3 separate regions of the Mus musculus genome follow, and regions 2 and 3 are each linked to region 1. Evidence: chromatin contacts called from ENCODE POLR2A ChIA-PET data. All regions are on one chromosome and are shown on one strand. Each heading gives the region's core, a stretch centred on a gene start or an enhancer-like site at or near the end of the contact. The rest is flanking DNA. Distances are from core to core; before and after follow the strand shown.

The links. ChIA-PET counts read pairs that join two places held with the same protein, here RNA polymerase II (POLR2A).
Region 2: POLR2A ChIA-PET joins it to region 1 with 12 read pairs in embryonic stem cell. The contact joins the promoter of Zfpm1 here to the promoter of Banp in region 1. POLR2A ChIA-PET finds 5 or more read pairs at or near these places in 2 of 5 experiments (Patski and embryonic stem cell).
Region 3: POLR2A ChIA-PET joins it to region 1 with 10 read pairs in Patski. The contact joins the promoter of Zfp469 here to the promoter of Banp in region 1. POLR2A ChIA-PET finds 5 or more read pairs at or near these places in 3 of 5 experiments (Patski and embryonic stem cell).

What each region holds. Positions count from the first base shown.
Region 1 is chr8:121,948,552-121,952,804 of GRCm38, reverse strand. It overlaps Banp (BTG3 associated nuclear protein), which reads right to left and starts at 2,313. Exons shown (of 14, transcript NM_016812.4): 1 at 2,157-2,313. It overlaps Gm27011 (predicted gene, 27011), which reads left to right and starts at 2,160. Exons shown (of 1, transcript NR_169031.1): 1 at 2,160-3,127.
Region 2 is chr8:122,280,146-122,284,398 of GRCm38, reverse strand. It overlaps Zfpm1 (zinc finger protein, multitype 1), which reads right to left and starts at 2,258. Exons shown (of 10, transcript NM_009569.4): 1 at 1,877-2,258. The coding sequence starts at 1,916. The region is part of intron 1 of Gm39269 (a long non-coding RNA gene); the gene reads left to right. RefSeq lists enhancers at 1-36, 1,401-1,644.
Region 3 is chr8:122,227,934-122,232,186 of GRCm38, reverse strand. It overlaps Zfp469 (zinc finger protein 469), which reads right to left and starts at 1,913. Exons shown (of 3, transcript NM_001362883.1): 1 at 1,776-1,913.

The DNA of each region.
Region 1 (4,253 bases), core at 1,064-3,563:
CAAAGGACCACCCAGTCAACTGGAGGCAGCCAGACACCATGTTCTGGCACACATCCGTCACAAAGAGCAAAAAATGGAAGGAGACAAATTGTCTGAATGAAGACAACAGGCTTTGAAATTCCTGTTCAAGATGAGTGGCCTTGTAAACAATCTCCACTTACCCCACTAAAATACTTACTACAGTACAATCAGCTCACAAGAAAATAGAGCACAGCCAAAGACTTAAACTTCTGACAGAGGATCTAGATAGCTTGCAGGACACAGGAGTGGGGCTCCAGGCCCCACCTGGCCCTCAGCAGTCTCCACAGCCACCCCTGACAAGCAAAACAGCTTCCAAGCAAAGGGAGACAGACCCTGGAAGATGCATAAACAGCCCAGATATAAGGTGTCTGTTATGTGGTCCTCCAAGTCTTGAGGTAACAACCTCTCCCAGACACTAGTGGGGAAAACCATTTTTAAACCCCTCTCCACAGACCCAGGGCCCCCTGCCAGTTTCCTCTTACCTTAAAGTCTAAGGTTTAAGCAATAATAATTAGCACTATTGGAGGACCTGCCATCCAAAGCAAGAAGCTAACATTTACCACCCACCCCCCAAAAGTGATAAACAAGAAGTCAGATAAGAGAACTGAAAAGAACCCCTAATAGTTTTCTCAGCCTGAAAGAGAAAACATATTCATGAAACAAACTACTGAACAAAAGGAAAAGAACAAATACATTCAGAAATTTTTTTTTGTTTGTTTCGTTTTTCAAGACAAGGTTTCTCTGTGTAGTTCTGGCTGTCCTAGAACTCACTCTGTAGAGCAGGATGGTGTCAGACTTAAGAGATCCGCCTGCCTCTGCCTCCCAAGTGCTGGGGCTAGAGGTGTGTACCTCTCTATGCCCTGCTCAGAAACTACAATTCTGATGGTGGATTCGCCGGCCCCCTCCCCGAGATAGGGGAGGTTGCCTATGTAAACACTATGTAAACGAGGTTGCCTCAAACTGGCAAAGATCCACCTGCCTCTGTCTCCTAAGTGCTTGGAATTAAAAGTCCTGCGCCACTGGGGTGAAAGATAAACTGAAGTTCTTTCCTGGAATGAAAATCAAAAAGGAATAGAAAGATAAAGAAACTCAAGTAGTGTGCCCAAATGGGGCGGGGGTGGGGGGGAGGGCGACAAACTCTCTAACGACTTTAAGAAAGGCTCTTGGGACAATCTCCCAGCGCTCGAGGACACGCCTACCGAGCATACCTGCGAAGGGCAGACCTGTTCCAATGCCAAGAAGACCTTAGGCCGGTCCAGGGAGGAAACAGTTACCAGAAAGGAAGTCCTTGGCAGAGGCTCCCTGGGGACTCAAGAAGAAAGCTGACTGAAACACTGCGTCCTGAGCTGACCAGGCGTGCAGCGAAAGAAAGACCTCGGGACCTACCTGCACCCGCCTAAAGCGTCCCCAACCCAGATTAGAAGAAAGGCAGAGAGGAGGTAGAGGGAAGCCGGAGGTTCCACACTATCTCCGAGAAGTTACAATGTCACCAGGAGCAGAGAAACAAAGGCCACCACAAGTAACAAGGAAAAAAAAGAGCCAGGCTGTGCGGGACGGGGACGTGACGCTAGGTGGGGAAGCGAGCACCAGTCTCGGCCCCGATGTCAACAGAGAGCAGAGCAGAGGCGGGCGGACGCGCCAACCAGGGCGAAGTCACCCGGTTACCGGGGCATAGCGCCAACAACGGCCGGGAGATGGGGCCACCTAGGCGGCGGGGCGGCGCGCGGGGCCCGGGCGCAGCGCGCGAGGCTCAGTCCTGAGAGACTTGGGCGGCCGAGCCAGGGCCACAGCGCCCGCGCGCCGAGCCCGTGACAGGAGCGCCGGGCGCGGGCCCGGGAGGCGCCGAGGCCCCGGAGCCGAACGCACGCGAGCACGGCCGCCGGGCCTCGGCCGCTCGCCCGCTCGCTCGCTCGCTTCCCGGGTCCCGCAGCCCCGGCGGGTGGAGGCGCGGAGGCGACGCGCGGACATCCCGCGGCCCGCCGGCCCCCGCCCAGCCCGGCGTGCGGCCCCGTGGCCGTTGGCGACGGTTGGCGGCGGGGCGGGGCGGGGGCGGCCGGAGATCTCGCTCTCGCTCTCGCTCTCGCCCCGCGGGAAGGGGGAGTGGAGGCGCGACCGGCTGCGGGAGCTGCAATTACCGTGTGGGCTGCGGAATTCTCGTGGTGTTTGTCGGGGAGCTGCGATAATGGCGTCCGTCCTCGCGAGAGAAGCAGCCGCTCTGCGCAGGCGCCGCGAGCGCCTCCCCACGGCCTGCGCCCCGCCCTCAGCGCAGGCTCCCTGGGCTCCCGGCTCAAGGGCGGGGCCGGTCGGGAAGGGGGCGGGGCCTGCTCTGGGCGCCTCTGGCGCGCGCTTTCGCCGACGGACTCCAACGAGCATGCGCAGTTGTCCTCCCCTGCTCCGAGAGTTGACTCGCTGGGCCCTTACTTCCCCATCTCACGTCCATGTTACTTGCTAAAGCAGTAAATCCTCCAGTGTTCAATCTGAGGAATGTACGTCCTCTTTGATGGGTGTGAACACACTAACGCTGCCCTGACGACTACAAATCCCAGTGTGCGCTGTGTGTGGCACGATGCGTCCTGGGACTGGTAGTCTCTGCGGCCATGATTTGCCTGCTGGGATTTGTAGTCCATCCGGATTCTGGCTGCCCCATGCCTTCCCTGCCCTGAGGGCTGCTGGGACTTGTAGTGTCAGCGGCTCAAATGGGCTGTACGCTCCCAAACCCGTCCTACCTACTCTACCTGGCATCGGTCTCAGACGTTCCGGGCTCGTTCAGTGGCATTGTCTGGAAAGTTGCCTGACTTCCTTATGGACAAGCTGGTCGTGGGGACACTGTCACTGTGATAGAGATTATATGTGACATGCTTACGTATCATGCAATAGGAGCTATGCAGCATCGATGTGCATTTGTTGCCAGAAATGCCACTAATGGTTCTCTGCACCTGGTCTGTCGTCAGTGTTCCTTTCCAGGCTGTCCCCTTCTGCATGTTCGCAGTGAGCAATCCTACAAACCGGGATTACAGGAGTTATTTTCACTTAGAAAACTAAACAAAACAAAAACCTGTTTCCTGCCCGTTCCCCTGTGCCGATAATAAAGCCATGACTCAGTGCAGCTACCAGCTGGGCAACCTTGGGACAGCCCTTCTAAACCACTGTGCTCTGTCTGGGGTTTGATCCTGTGCCACTTTACCTCAGGATTGTCTTGAAGATTTCAACCTAGAACTGTGCTGTTAAAATGAGACCTGCTGGGCAGTGGTGGCGCACACCTTTAATCCCAGCACTTGGAAGGTAAAGGCAGCCAGATTTCTGAGTTCGAGCCAGCCCAATCTACAGAGTGAGTTCCAGGACAGCCAGAGTTATACAGAGAAGCCCTGTCTCATTTGGGGAAAAAAAAAAAAAAAAAAAAAAAAGCACTGACTGCTCTTCCAGAGGTCCTGAGTTCAAACCCCAGGAACTACATGATGGCTCACAACCATCTGTAATGGGAACCCAATGCCCTCTTCTGGTGTGTCTGAAGACAGTGACAGTGTACCCACATACATGAAATAAATAAATAAATCTTTAAAATAAAAAGAAAGAAAGCTAAGCCCAGAGGAACTACGAGGAACTTGGCCAGAAACTCTTAGAGAGTTGTACTATCTCCTCCCACCGCCCCTCAATTGGGCCCAGATTTTAAAACTGTAGTTGTGAGAGTTCTGAACATGAATGCCTGACCGCACGGAAAAACAGAGTAATGGTGACGTCATCCCCAGCATGTCACCCTAACATCCCCCTTAACCTCCCTTTCACCCCTGGCGTTGCCGTCTCCTCCATCCCAGGACTTCAAATGTATTTAGTGCAACCATCAAGCAGATGAGTGGATGGTGGGGAAAGGGTGGGTTGGCACCAGTAGGCAGCAATGAAGGGCTGAATGAGAGTCCGAGTGCTAATACAGTTTAGATCTCAACCAGAGAGTACACTAATCAGAGCCAGAGTTCAGAACCGGGAGGCTGATGTGTGCGCATGCGTGCAACATGCATGTCCCTCGGCAGCTGCCCACCTTGAATTTTAAACCACAGTCTCTCAATGGGACCTGCAGCTTGCAGGGTAGGTGAGACTGACTGTCCAGTGAGCCCCAGTGATCCACTTGTCTCCGCTTCCCCAGCTCTGGGATCACAAGCCCACCCCACCACGGGTGGCACCATTGATTTGTGCCTTCTGGGGCTCAACTTTAGTTCCGCGTGCCTACAGGACATGCA
Region 2 (4,253 bases), core at 1,009-3,508, 330 kb before region 1:
ACAGCTGTGAGGGCCTCACGCATGGCCTTGAGCAGAGAGCAGGCGGGCAGGCGCCTCCGCATGGTGACAATCAACGTTCGCATCTTAACGCGTTTAGATCTGCTAGGGGAGGAGGGGCCCGGGCCACGAGTTGCACAGAGGGCTCTGAGCCGCCCCTCGCCCCCCCAGGCCTGCTCTCCTCTTCTGCTCGAGTCGTGGGGCACTGTGAGGGGATCGGAGGGGCTCTCCTGCACAGTCTCGGTCCTAGATCTCAGAGTATGGGGTTTCGCTGACCCAAGTGGGTTGGGCTCTGCTGGGCTCCTGCGGGCTTATCAGCGCTGGCGATCCGTTCCCAACCTGAGATCTCCCTGCCCTAGCTATCTGCATTTCTCATCAAACTGAAACACACACACACACACACACACACACACACACACACACACACACACGCACACGCTCACGCTCACGCACACACACATACACGCGAGAACAGAACCCAGCAGAGGCGCACAGGCGAGGAGGGGAAAAAGAAACCAGAGAACCAGCACAGATCGGGACCTGTGGGTGGCTTTAATTCTTCAGCTGACATGATAGAAGGAGACTTTCGGAAAACAGGTCCAGCACGCATTTGGGGAGTCGGGTTACCAGAACCCAGATTCCTCCCCGTCCCCCCCCACTTCAGTAGGGGGTACTCTCACAAGCTAAAATGCACACTTGGTCCTGGTGGCAGTGTGATGTGGACAGAGGAGGTAGCTCAGGCGTCTGGAGCTGGAAAGCCGGATGCCCAGCCCCCCTCCCGTCACCTCCTGGGCAGCCCAGATGACCTGTCGCTCTCGCCAAAGGGAAGCTCCGGGGAGGAAGCCCCGCGCCCTGCCGGGAGAGGCGCGAAGTTATTATTGGTGTGGCGTGGGGAGGAGCTCTTCCTGTGTGCTTACTCGCTCCTAGAGCAGCCAAGAGGCCCCGCAACCTGGTAGCCCCAAGAGCCCAGGAGGGTCTTACTGTAGGGGGGCACGGATGATGTAGGATTATAGGGTCTGCCTTGCTCGGGAAAGTGCCCACGGGAGAACCTGCGAGAAACTTCACTCGGGAACAACGTTTGAGTGCCTGAGGTCCCTGGATGGTTCAGGATAACCCCTCGGATGGAGGTGGAGAGAGCGGTGCCCATGGGCATCCATTCGTGTAGCGTTGTTAGGGGCAGTTGGTGGGTCGGATCTCCACATGTCCCCCAGCAGGCAGAGGTCGGATCGAAAACTCCAGAGCCGGAGCGGATAAAGGGGGTTTGGTCAGCCAGTGCCAAATGCCTAGGTTGGAGCAGCCTCCACTACCTATTCCGCTGCCTTGTCGCTCTGCAGCCAAAGCGCTGCGGTGGGCGCCGGCCGGTCCCCGCAGTCCCAAGTCCCCCTTACTCCCAGGTCTTTCTCCTTCTGCCTCTAGATACAAAGCCTGGGAGAGTCAAGCACGCCAGATAAGATCACAATTTCAGCCCGTCCCGACAGAGCGATCTTATCAGGATGGGACTTGCAGAATGGAATATTTTAAACTTTATCTGAGCCCAGATCGGGGCCGCCCTATCGCCGCACCATCTCGGATGCGGGGGAGGTGCAGGCTGCGAGGTGGCCCGGCTCTGCTGGAGCCGCGCCCCCAGACACTCTCCTTCCGGCTCTCGGGACCCGCCACCCTCTCTGGGGCCCGGACCCCCTGGGTGCCCATGCTGAGACGCGGGGGCCCTGCCCGCCGGCAGAGATTAGATTACGGCGCGCTTGGCACTCGGCGCGGGGGGCGCGGCGCGGGGTGAAGGTCGCGGGCGCAGCGGGGTTGGGCGGCCGCGCAGGGGCGGCGCGGGGCGGCGGGGCGCCAGCGGGGGTCTGGCGGGCACCACGGGCAAAGTTTGACTCACGCTTGATCTGCCGGGGATTGCTCTGTTTCCTCCTGGACATGTCTCCGGCGCCGCGCGCCCTCGCGGCGGCCGCCTCTAGCCCCTGGCGGGCGGCGGCGGGCGGCAGGGGCGCGGCGGGGTAGCGGGGCGGCTCATGCCCCCGGCCCGCGGGCTCCACGGCTGCCTCGGCCCGCGCCCCCAGCCCGCCGCGCCGCGCGTGGGCCGCCGGCGCCGCCGCGGAGGCCCGAGGCCACGGCCCTGCGCTCGGGCGCGCGGACTGCCCGGCGGGCGGCGGGCTGGTGGCGGCTTCTCTGCTCCGGCGCAGACGCCGCCGCCGCCGCCGCTCAGCTTTTCTCAATGGAACCTGCGAGCCGCGAGCGGCGAACCGGCGGCCGCCGCCAGGGCGCTCCCCGCAGGCTGGCCAGGCGGGCGGGGCCTTCGCGTAGCTGGCGGCGGGCCCCGCCTCTCGCCACGCCCCGGACCGTCCTCCGCGGTAGCGCCTTCCCACCCGTGCTGACCCCGCCCTCAGGCCGTCCTTCCCACTGGCCCCGCCCCAAACTAGCGCTCGTCTTTTCTCTGCTTGCACCGACTTCCGCGTACTCACCCAGCCTGGGCCGGGCCTTCTGTCCTCGCGCTGGCTCCACCCCTCATCTGTGCTCCTCGCGCTGACCCCGCCCTTCAGCCGATTCTTCCCACATTGGTCCCGCCCTTCGGCCGTCCCTCCTCGCGTTGACCCCGCCCCTCAGCCGTCCTCCTCACATTGACCCCCGCTCCTCAGCCGTCCTCCTTTCGTCGACCCTGTCCCTCAGCAACCTTATTACCCTGATCCCGCCTATCAGTTGTCCTCCCCACGTTGTCCCTGCCCCTGCCCCGCCCTCACAGTGACCCTGCTCCTCAGCTACACTCTCTTGTTGACTCCCTTTGCTCGTCCTCCTCACAAGAGCACAGCCTCAGCTGTCCTCAAACTGATCCCGCCCCTTTACTAGTCCTTCCCACGGGCTCCGCCCCTGTATTCCTTGCCACCCTGCTGGCCACGCCCACAACCCGCCCTTCCAGGTGCTGGCTCCGCCCACGTCTCCTCCTTCTTTGCCTTCGCCACGCCTCCGTAGGCCCGCCTTCTCCCTGGCCCCGCCTCTGCTCCGTAGTCCTTCGCACAGGCCTGGTCCTTCCCCGCCCCCAACACAGGCCTTGCCCACGTCTGTCCAATCCTCAGCTTTGTCCTCACCTCCTCCGGGCTGGCCCCTGGGCTGGCCCCAGGTCGCGCCGGCCTTGTCCCGAATTCCCACCCTCGTTTCTAGATAGACCTCTAGCCTTCTTAGTTAGTTGTAGTTTCCTGAGGTTATGTCCGCAGGCCTATTTAGGACTTGGAGACCTGTTCTGCCCCTTGGAGACCTGTGCAGCAGCCCCGCGGCACAGGCCCCTAGCTTGTCTGGCCCTGCCCCTCCGCTCTGGAGCTCCGCCCCCATGGCTTAAGTTGTGCTGCCCCTTGAAGCTGTGCCTTTCAGGGAGCCAGCAGTGGGGTCTGGATGCCCGAGGCCTGGACACTAAATTTTTGCTGGACTTTGAAAGTTGACAGAGACTCTGATCCAGAAGGAAGCTTCAGTATGAGATTTGCAGCTTCCGATGACTGTGGGTAGCCTCAAGTGGTTCAGTCTTATGCCTAATTGGAGGGGAGGGGAGGGAACCTCAGGTTTTTCCTTCTTGAACTCAGACCTGCCCGGAAATCCGGGAGGAGCCAGAGGTCAGCTGGCCTTGTTTAACCGCAGCCGATGCCACAGTGAACATCTGCCAAGGAGGTGTTCCCCCATTCCCCCAGCTTCCTCTGCTGTCACAGCCTAAGGAGGCAGGTTTCCAGTGCCCACGCAGTGTGCTCCAGACCCAGGTCAAGAATGTGCCTCTTGTTCTGTGAGGATATTGAAACTTGAGACATGCACAAGATCAACGCAGCTTCGGATGGGGTCATGTCCTCATCCAAAGCAAACCAAATGGGCACCGTTGATGTCTACTGCCTCTCTTCATAGCACACAGAGAATCAGAAAGGTCTCCACAGAGAAGACACATGGTCCCCCACCTACCTGGTAGGCAGTCTTCGGTTGGTACAACTGTCACCATCCATGTCCCCTTGGAAGTTTGCCAGATGCCAGGTACCAGGCGTTCTGGGTATGAGACCTATTTCTTTACAGCTTCTGATACTGAGGTCCTTGCAAAGAAGAGAGAGGTGGTCGCCTCTTCCCTGACACCCTGTACACTCAGTGAAGGGCACTGTGCAGGACTGGCTAGTGGGACTGAATGCTGCCCCCTCTGTTGGTCATACAGGAACACCAAGGCCCAGATCCAAGATTTGTACAAGGCTGTCTGGCTTTCTAGCTCTTCTCAGAGGAGCCATCCTTCTATAGCT
Region 3 (4,253 bases), core at 664-3,163, 280 kb before region 1:
CCGTTGCAGCTCTAGAGGAGAAAGCAGACCCAGAAATGGAATTCTTCCCAAGATGGATTGGGGGTTGGCCCAGAAGCCCAGGCTGCACATAAGTTTCAGTGTGTGGCCTGGCCTCTGCTTCCAGGCCATGTCAGTACTTAGCAAGGGCACGCAGAGAAAGACCCAGGGCTTGCTTCCCAAAGCAGGTGGCAGGACACTTCCTGGCTTGCAATGCCAAGTTGTAAAAGGTACATGCTCCAAAGACTTGGTGGGGAGTGACATACCACTAACTTCTCCAAGGCAACTGTGGCAACTCCAGGCTTACTGTGTCGCCTGTCACTCCAGGTGATTGACAGCTAGGGGCTTGGGCTGAAACGGATCCTCCAGTAGCGGCAGGACAGAAGGCTCAGGCTGCTGTGAAGGAGTGAGAGGCCATCGCTGGGGGCATACAAGCAGCCACTGACCTGGGTCGGTGGAGGGTGGGGTCTTGTGGAGACTAAATCACTGACACTGTAAGCTCATGACTTCAGAGCTCTCTTTGGCTCTCCCACGGCCTCTACAATGCCCTGGGATACTGACAGCCTGGAGTCCACTTGCTTTGTCTCACCTTATCTCCCAGACTGAAGAAACCCTGTGCCGTCCTCTGCTGCCTTCTCCCATTCACAATAAGGAAGACACACTCTGTTGGCTCTGCCCAGTTGTTTGGGACCTGCCAGGCCAAGCTTATGGCAAAAGGGACCTGCCAGGCAAGCTTATGCCATCCTGAAGGGACTGCTGGCCAGCTGCTGCTCTCCCCGACTGGCCCCGTCAATATGCCCAAGCATTTTGCCCGCTTGTCTGTTATTTTCCGGACTTGGGTGTTGGCTGAGTAAAGACGGTTGGGACAGTGCAGGACACAGAGGCCTCGACACACCTTTGTCCCTCTAACAGGGGGAACTGGACCAGAGTCAACTGGCAGTGTGGCTCTGGACTGTCAGCACCTCTGCTGCTTTCCAGCTGTGCAACACAGGCCACTCTGACCCTCTTCATCTAGAGCACGGGGTTCCACCCATTTCACTAGGAAGATTAAATGCAGTAGTAACACGTGGCACAGTCCCCACACAGCCGGCTCAGAGGAGCCCGAAGAAAAGCCATCAACTGTCTCAGCTGGAGCCCGAGCCCCACTCAGCAGCCCGGCTGTTCCGCTTTCCTGTCTGCTATGCACATCCCTGCTTCTACCCTGGGGTCTCGGGTGCAGGACAGGGTCCAGGCCGCCACTGGAAGTCCGATTGAATCCCGCTACGATACCCTCCCCTTCCCACCATCGCCACGAGGGGCGCAGTGTCTCCGCGGTCGGCTTAGCTTAACTCCGTGGACTCCTCCAGCGGAGCTGCCCCAAAGCACAGGGTGGGTGGGGGCGCGATGGGCCTCCTGGCGGAAGCAAGAGCGTGGTGACCCTCAAGTCCGCTAGCCGGACCCCATCCCGCCCGCGGAATCAGACCTTAGGGGGTCCCGAGCGGGCGGCGGTGGAGTAGCATACGAACGGTTCCAAGTCGCAATGAATGAGTTACCGCTTCACCTCCCGCAGCCCCGTGGCTCCGACTCCCCTGGGCTCTGGTGATGCTTGCTCTGTGCTTCGCAACTCGCGGGCGACATCCCCAACAGCTCTCTCAGGGGCTGGGCCAGGCAGCCCCGAGTTCGGTACTCGGCGCCTGCAGCTCGTCTCACCGTGTGTCGGAACCCGAGGCCAGCCGTGCGCCTGGAGGGCAGCGCGGTGACCGCACCCGTCCCTGATCACCCCAGCGACGCGCACTCACCTCCGCCCCGGCCGCGCGTAGCTCCAGTTCCCGGGACGCGCGGGGCGCCCGCGCCCGGACCGCGTAGCCCCAGCGCTCATCCCCGCCCGCAGCGCCCCGGCCGCCCGCCCGCCCGTCCGCCGGGCACCGAGCCGCCGCGCTGCGCCTGGGGCGGGGTGCGAGCAGAGGGCCGCCTCCCGGGCCGGTCCGCGGGCAGCGCTCGCGCGGAGGCCGGACGCACAGCAGCGCCCCGGCTTGGGTTACACGCTTGCGCCCCCCCCCCCCCCCGCCCCGCCCCGGCTATTTTTAGCACGGCTTTTCCTAGGTGTTGGTTTCATGTGATCCACCTAGCCACGCCGGCCTGGTGGGAAACTCTCTCCCCGGTCACCAACCCTCTCCCCCCACAACACGCTCCTTGGCCAGTTCTACAGCTGGCACGCCGCTGGGCGGAAAGCCTGGCTTCAGCGCAACTTCGGAAACGGCTGCCACCATTCCACCGTGTGGCTTCCAGTCGCAGCTCTATCCATCCTTCGCTCCTCCCAGTCCCTGGGCCACCAAAAGCAACTAAACCTCTTCCTCTGGCTTCTGTCCCGGAAGGTTAGGGCCCGGGCCATAGCTGACACCTGTTTAGGGGAAAATTCAGGTTAAGCCTCCCCCTACCCCCCAGTACATAAGTCTGACACTCTAAGGTGCTGCGGCCTGGAGTAGATGTCCAGCGGGCTTCTGTCATAACACAGAGCTCGAAGTCATCAACCTTGGTGGCTTCCTACTGGGCCATCATCCAGCCTGGGGATGAGCACACTGGAACGTAGTGGGGACCGAAGGAGCTATTTAGGTCTCTAGAGACGGAGGGGCACCTTTAAGATCATCTGACAAAATGCCACATCTAACATGAACCCAAGCTTCACAGATCAGGAATCTGCCAGAGGCCACACAGCTGGAAGAGCTTATGTTAAGATGTTCAGCTCAGCATGAGGGTTCAATGCCCCAGCATTGAGTAAAAAGGCAAGGTGTGGCGTGTATTTGAACCCAGTGCTGGGGAAGCAAGAGCCAGGCAGATCCCTGGGGCTAGCTGGCCAGGCAGCTTAATTTACTCGGTGAGCTCCAGGGTAACCTGTCTCCATAACAAAGCGGACAGCACCTGAAGCCGACCTCTGGTCTCCACGCACACACGTACACGATGTGAGCTCACAGCCCCAGGTCCTGAGAGAGAGAAGATCACTGACTCCACTTTAGATGAACTGGATCACTGACCATTGATCTGTGGGCTTCTCAACAGGCGGGGGTACTTCACGGAAAGAGACCCTGTCAGAAAGAGCCCTTCCACAGCTCCCACCCCCAGTAGGTCTAGCTGCCACTCAGAAGTTCCAGTTTCACTCCTGGGAACACCTTTATCATGCAAAGCAAGGCTGGGCGCAGGCTTCCAGGATGCTTCCTGGGAAACTCCTGGCCTTGGGCAGGTCCCAAGGCCTATGCTGAACCACTCACTTGTGAATGGCCCTGAGCTGCAGTGTGCTGCAGGGCAAAGCTGATCTTCCTGGGACTGTGCAGTGTGGCATGTGACAGTGAGTGAGCCCGAAGGGGATGCAAATGTGAATAGAATCTGGGTTGAGAGGCCCCCACCCTGCCCTGCACCCCAGCTCTGGAATTCTGATCACATTTCCGCAGTATCATTCTGGGCCTGTGGACCCAGGATCTCTTGCTCCTCAGAAAACATCCAGGAAGGGTCTGAGAAACTAACTGTGAGTGGAGGAATACCCCAGCTACCAGGCTTCCCAGTCCCTACTGCTGGGGTCCCACCCACCCGGGAGACCTTGGAAGACATATCTGTTTTAACTTTAAGGAAGGCCAAGATTTCAAAATATACCAGTGTGTTTATGTATGTATGTATGTATGTATGTATATATGTATGTGCTTGGGGCATGTGCATCTGCGAACACATATACATGCATATGTGTGCACATAAACATATATGTGTGCATGCATGTAGTATTTGGACACATGTTTCTCTAGCTGTGTGCCTCTGGACACTGCCCAGGCTACAGACACAATAACCGAGGTCACTGGTGCCCCCACCTGCTGCTACAGCCTTAACAGTGGACAGGCCCTGTAATTCTCGAGTCAGGTGGGTGTGAGGCCTACAGCCCTGTCCTACTGCTCAGGAGGCCATAGCAAGGCAGGTCTCCTCTGCTTGGCAAGCTGCTGCCCCTTTTCCAGGCTCTGGTGCTGTCTTCAGTCCTCTGACTGGAAAGCCTGCATCCTCTCCCATGGCTACCCGTGACTGATCAGTGATGTTGAGGCACAGGTGGGGCCGTAGTAACACTGTGAAGCCTCGGTGTGCACAGGATGGCAGGGTCAAGGTCTCCTCTCACTCTAGACATCAGTCACATGAGCATGAGAATGCTGTTATGAGACTTTTCTGAGTGACAGGGTCCTTCCTCAAGGATGCCTTGGACTTATGTCCGGCAGCCTCATCTTCTCCTCTCGGTCCTGAACAAG